Linked DNA regions of Homo sapiens: region 1 is linked to region 2. Evidence: chromatin contacts called from ENCODE Hi-C or POLR2A ChIA-PET data. All regions are on one chromosome and are shown on one strand. Each heading gives the region's core, a stretch centred on a gene start or an enhancer-like site at or near the end of the contact. The rest is flanking DNA. Distances are from core to core; before and after follow the strand shown. Region 1 overlaps TLN2 (talin 2). Region 2 holds the start of TLN2 (talin 2).

Region 1 (2,800 bases), core at 296-2,795, 65 kb before region 2:
CAGACTTCCAGCCTCCAGAACCGTGAAAAAATTTCTATTGTTTAAGCCATCCAGTCCACAGCATTTTCCAATAGCAACCTGAGCTAATACCTTCCCCAGGGAGATTCCCCTTGACCAAGGGTAGACAGGGCCACAGGCAAACTAAACAGTGTGTCAAGCATTCACAGGTTGTAAAAAGTAGCTTGTGAGGCACGATGCCCTACTGTCAAATTCTCCCCCACCCTGAATTCCCCCATCCCACAGCTTGGTGGCCTAATGCCAGAATGTCAAGGAGCCCTGAACCGCCCCCCTTTTCTGCCATGGGGCAAGCAGAATGAGACAGAGCCAGGGAGAACCTGTGCAGTGAGACAACGGATGGAAGAGTAAACCCCAGGAAACAGAAATGGCCACACAGCCTTTGTACTTGTAGTCTCAGGGAGATCAGAGCCTCTGAAAACATACTAACTATGTGACAAGCCCTCATTCCCAACCTCAACACTGGGAATCTAAAATTAGCCAGAGAAAGAGTCTACTCAGCTCTGTGTCTCCTACACAGGCCCTGATAAGTGTCACTACCTCCTTTGGCAATAACTTGTCTTGGGAATGCTATAAATACTACCTAAGTCTACCCAATGTGAATTCTGAATACCAAGAATCATTTCAGGGTTTTCAGGCACTGGCTATGTGACAGAGGTGTCAAATTCAAAGTCGCCTGCACAAGACGCACACCCAGGGAACACATAAATCCCTCAGGTCCAGCCCTGCATTTTAAACGGTGGGGAGGACTCACTCAAGAGCACCTCCACCTTCCGTGCGGCTGAGGCTGCAGCTGCTACTGCTGCAGCTCTGAAGAGCCGATGAAACGCTTTTCACCTTTTGTCAAATTGCTAGGAAGTAGGAGGCTGAGAGAGATGAGAAGCTTCAGATTACAGAAAAGGACAAAAAGAAGTCTGGCCTTCTTGGATATTTAGATCTGACTCAGAGCTTTCCAGTGAAGAGGCCCTTGGAAAAGGAAGGCTGGAGAAGCAGCAGGTACTCCCCGGACGATCAGGGCTGTTACTTGTCACTTGTCCCCTTGGGGGCTTGATCCAGTAAGGTTCTTTTTTTTTTTTTTTTAAGAGTCTTACTCTGTCACCCAGCAGGTTAATAGATGTCTGTGGACTGAATTTCAGTTCTTTGGGTTTCTGGGGTTCGCAACTGCAGACTCGTAACCCCCAGGAGCAGGGCTGGCTGCACTGGTCTGCAAAAGCAAAGTGTCAGCCAGACGCCCTGCACCTGGCCAAGATGTAAAGCTCAGGCACAGGGAACAGGTGGCGGCGGTAGAGAAGGGGTACTGGCTCGGAGGACAGGACGCTGGGGAATGGAGATGTGTGTCAGAGTCAAGAGAGATAGCAGAAGGGGACTGGAAAAGGGCCCATCAAGGCATATGGAGTCCCAGAGGCAAAAGGGAGAGAGGGTGTTAGAGGATGATAAGCAGTGACCCGTGACAGGCAGCCCCGAGCAGGGCACCTGGGAACAAACTGTGAGATTTGGCCACCAAAGGGTTGCTGGAGGCCTTCCAGAATGGCACTCTGGCATAGTGGTAACCGCAGAAGTCGATGAGTAGGAACGAGGTGTAGGTTACTCTTTCTAAAAGTCAACAGACAGCTCACAACCGACACTAGGCCAGTGGTTAAAAAAACAAACAAAAACATTGCTCCCCATACATTGCGGTGCCCCAGTCTTTAACCAACCCCTGTGCTATCTGACTCCTACTGCGCTGTACCATCTTTTTGTCTTGGTTTATTCAGTCTCTCCCATCCCGAACACCCTCTCCCACTGGCTTTTTGACATTCTGCAGATTGCTGAAGGCGCGGCTGAAGTGCACCTCCAGGAACCCCTTCCTGAGTTCCCCATCACGTCCCCTCCATCGAGCACCTCTCTCCTCACCTGGAAACTGCAATATTGCTGACCTACACACTCCTGCAGGAAGAGTCGGGGACTCACTGCCTCTGTATCACTCTCAGGAGGCACCACAATCTTTTGCCCACGACAGACCCTCAAAAAGGAGGAGTCCATTGAATACAATGGTTCCCTTTAAAAATAGTTATTTATTTTTCTCCCTCCTTTGCTCAAATTCCTTGTGCTTAGTAACAGACATAACTGCCCACCACAAAACCCCAGTGTTCAGTATTTCACAAGTTTGATTCTGTCAGCCCCCCGGGGGGAGGAAAAGTGAGGAATAAGCTGTGTGGAGGGACCTGGGACTGGGGGAATGATAGTGTCTACCTCTTCTCTCCCCACCTGCCCCGATGTCACAGGGTCAGCAGAAGGGAGGGTCTTGGGAACAATGCTCTGGAAGCCATCCGAAAGAGTTCAGTCCCTGCTAGGCTACTCTGGGCCACTCCTCTAAAGGGCCGAATGAAAGAAGCCAGTGTTCCAGGGTCTAAGGCAAACTAGGAGCTGGATCTATCTGCTCAAAACTAAACCCTCCCTCTTGCCCATGCTCTTGCCCTCTCCCTCACTCCCTGTGTTAAGCTGAAGTCCTATGGAGACAAGCCAGAAGGGGACTCACGGAAGGATGGGGCACAGGGTCCTGTGCTGTACCCCACTTCTTGATACACTTGCTCTAAGGCATCTGCCAGACATCCCACCCCTAATGACCAGACCTACAAATAATCCCATACCCCATGACGGTGCCCCACCTGGCATCCCAAAGTTCTCACAGAGAACCAGCAGCCCTGCAGGAGACGGCTCTCAGGTCCCATTCATCCAAGCCCCAACCAGACCCCTCCAATGGGTCTGGAAGCAAAAGCACTGGGCATTAAAATGTCAGGGCCTG
Region 2 (2,826 bases), core at 85-2,584:
GGCTGAGCACCCGGGCAGCGGTAGCTGCGGGGAAGAGGGGCGTGTTCCCTGAGCCTCGGAGCCCCAAGGCCGGGTCCAGGCGGGACAGAGGAAGGCGGCAAGCCCAGCACGCTGTCCGTGACGGCGGCTCTCGTTCCCAAGCCCCGCCGGCTGGCGTGGCGACGCGCTGTAGTCCGCGCGCCCTTGCGGGGACAGCAGTCGTGCGCGCCTTGTGCGGCCGCCTCCGCGCCTGCCTCGGCGCGCAAACTTTCCCGGCGACAACCGATCAGGCCTCTCCGACTGGGGCGCGGGGCTCTCCCCGGGACCCAGAAACTGCTCGCCCCCTCCCCTCCGCAGTCAAGACCCACTGAAAATATGGCGCCCTCGAAAGTCGTTCCTCGGTCCCCTCAGGGATCCCGAAATACTCGTCTCCAGGTCCCTCCAGCTTCCAATGGGCGCAAAATTTCAGCTCGTGGGACCGAGGAAGGAGAGGGAGCCGCTGAGTCTGTGTGAGGCCAGCCGCACTGGATGCAAAGCCTGGCCCCGCTCTCGGCCCGGCACTGCCCCCGTCGCTCAGCGGCCAGCAGTTCGCCCGTGGCGAGATTGCCAAGTAAAGGGCAGTCGTGGGATCGGCAGGTCTGAGTGTCCGGCACCGGAGAAGGAACTCCGCACTGGCGGGCTGTCTTAGCCCAGAGCCTCGGCGGGAGACTTGTTTGCAAAGTGGCGCTGGAGTCCCGGCGGCCAGTGCTGGAATGAAGCTGCTCCTCCAGCGCCAACTCTTCTGGCGCGGGGGCCCGGCTGGGGTCGAGGGGACACTCTATGCAGGCGGGGCCGCTTTTCAAAGCCCAGTTACCGGAAACCCAGCGAGAGCCCCGGAGGGGACCGGCTGCCCACGGCCAGGAATCCGCTCTCTGGCGCCGACTGCGAGGCTGTTTGCAAACCGCTGCGCCCGGGTCCGGTGCAGTGAAACATACATGTGCAATAGACAGGTGCATTAATTTCATTTTATTTTTATTTTCCTGCAAGAAGCCCTCCTAGACCATCAAATCTGGGAGCTTTACGGGTTTTTCCTGCATTGGCATCACTCACGAGAAGCAAAAGGGAGGAAAAAAAACCCCACATTTTCCTTCTGGAGAGGGGAGGGAAAAGACACGAGAAATTCATGCAACGTGCATGCAGCTGGAGGAAGAGGAAAACCCGAGTGAGCCGTGCGCCTTACCGGGGGATGCATTTACTGTCTCATTGCAGAGCGCCTGCCCGGGAGTGCAGCCCGCGTCCCCCCGCGCGCTGGGCGACCACTCCGCTCCCGCAGCCGCCTCAGCCGCTGCCGCCGCCGCTGGCTCCGGGCGCGGAACAAGAGCCGAGGGCGAGCGCGAGCGCACTGCCCGAGAGCGCTGGGAGGGCAGGAAGCGCGTCATCATTCGGGGACGGCGCGGCGCCGGTCCGGCCGCGGCGCCGCGCGGCACCGGGGTGGGCCGCCACCGAGGCTCAGGCGCCCGTCCTGGGTTTCCTCCCACGCGTGGTGATGCTGAAAGGGTCCGCGAGGGAAGGTGATGCACCGGCCGAGCTGTCACGGGGAAGGGAGGCTCGGGGTGACCCCGGCTTCCCAGAATTGGGGCTCTGCTGTGTAAAGGGGATGACTGCAGGACACAGCGTCTTGTAGGCTGGGGCCCCTAGGTCCGCAGAGTGCCCTCTCGGGACCTCTGGCCCGGTCCTGGGGGAAGCGAGCTGTGGCTAACTGGAGGGCCGTGGTGGGCGGTGGGGTCTTGCTGCGAAGCGGAGGGCCGTGACCCCAGGCGAGCCTGCTCCTTTCAGCACAAGGACCCTGAAACCTTGCTGGTCAGGTGTCACTTAGGTATTTAGAGAACGACTATAGGGATGAGTGGCGGTAGGGGCGTGCTGTGTTGATAAGAAGAAAATAATTCACTCCTGCTTGCCATGCCCTGAATAAAGTCAGTTATATACCTCTTACATTTACAGTCATTATTAGTAAATACTGTAAATACCATGGAACAATGTGAAGGTTATTCAAGGGGGTGAGGAGACAAAACACTATGTACCGTATGGTCCCGTTTTTAAAAACTGTGATTTATGGAGAAAGGCAGAAAAGACTGGATAGATAAACACCAATAAGTCTCTCAGTGATTGGTGGAATTGTGAGTAATTTTACTTTTTTATTTATCTGTAAGGGACACATTAGTAATTTAAAAAAACAAGAATTAGCCATGACCCCTTTACTCCTAGTACTTTGGGAGGCCAAAGCAGGAAGATCTCAAGCCCAAGGAGTTTAAGATCGGCCTGGGCAATATAGCGAGACCTTATCTCTACAAAAAAAATTAAAAATCAGCCGGGTGTGGGGGCGCATGCCTGTAGTCCCAGTTACTGGGGAGAATGGTGGGAGGATCGCTTGAGCCCGGGAGCTCGGGGGCTGCATGAGCGGTGATCCTACCACTGCACTCCAGCCTGGATGACAGAGCGGGACTCTGTCTCAAAAAAGAAAAAAAAAAGGAAAGACGACATTATTTCCATCCCAATACAGAATGGACCAGGAAATAGGTAGCAAATCTATTCAGTTACTCAAATGGAACTGCTGGCAACTTTTTAGTGTTTCTCAGAGAAAGAAACTGCTGTCACCATAAACCGGAGACTGAATTGATTTTGTAAATTGAAATTATTTTGAATAAGTCCGTTGGAACATTGGATAAGGCTGGACATTCTGTGAGAACAATACCCTGTCCTTAACCAGGCTGATGAACCGGACTGTATGTATCATAGCAGCAAAGATAACCTTAGGGTACAACTTTGTAACTTATTGCAGAATATAAACTGTAAAGCTAACAAAGTATA

The links. Hi-C counts contacts between places; a loop is a spot of excess contacts on that map. ChIA-PET counts read pairs that join two places held with the same protein, here RNA polymerase II (POLR2A). Pooled maps may share reads with other maps.
Region 1: a loop to region 2 is called in a map of PC-3, with 4 times the contacts of the local background. The contact joins the enhancer-like site here to the promoter of TLN2 in region 2. A Hi-C loop is called at or near these places in 25 of 168 maps with a recorded cell type or tissue (IMR-90, PC-3, Right ventricle myocardium inferior and 12 more) and 19 of 50 pooled maps. POLR2A ChIA-PET finds 5 or more read pairs at or near these places in 4 of 52 experiments (H1, IMR-90, MCF 10A and 1 more).

Annotation. Positions count from the first base shown.
Region 1 is chr15:62,454,361-62,457,160 of GRCh38, reverse strand. All of the region lies in intron 1 of TLN2 (talin 2), which reads right to left. Among named protein-coding and RNA genes, the nearest start is that of TLN2, 65 kb to the right of the region's middle. RefSeq lists an enhancer at 2,545-2,800. Within about 2 kb of position 1,545, at least 5 of the 41 ENCODE cell types and tissues checked have a DNase peak (open chromatin) inside an H3K27ac peak, as active enhancers do; they include PC-3, gastrocnemius medialis, heart right ventricle and 1 more, where a contact is called at or near this core.
Region 2 is chr15:62,389,058-62,391,883 of GRCh38, reverse strand. TLN2 (talin 2) reads right to left here and starts at 1,334. Exons shown (of 59, transcript NM_015059.3): 1 at 1,199-1,334. RefSeq lists enhancers at 312-926, 1,845-1,914 and silencers at 1,105-1,434, 1,482-1,678.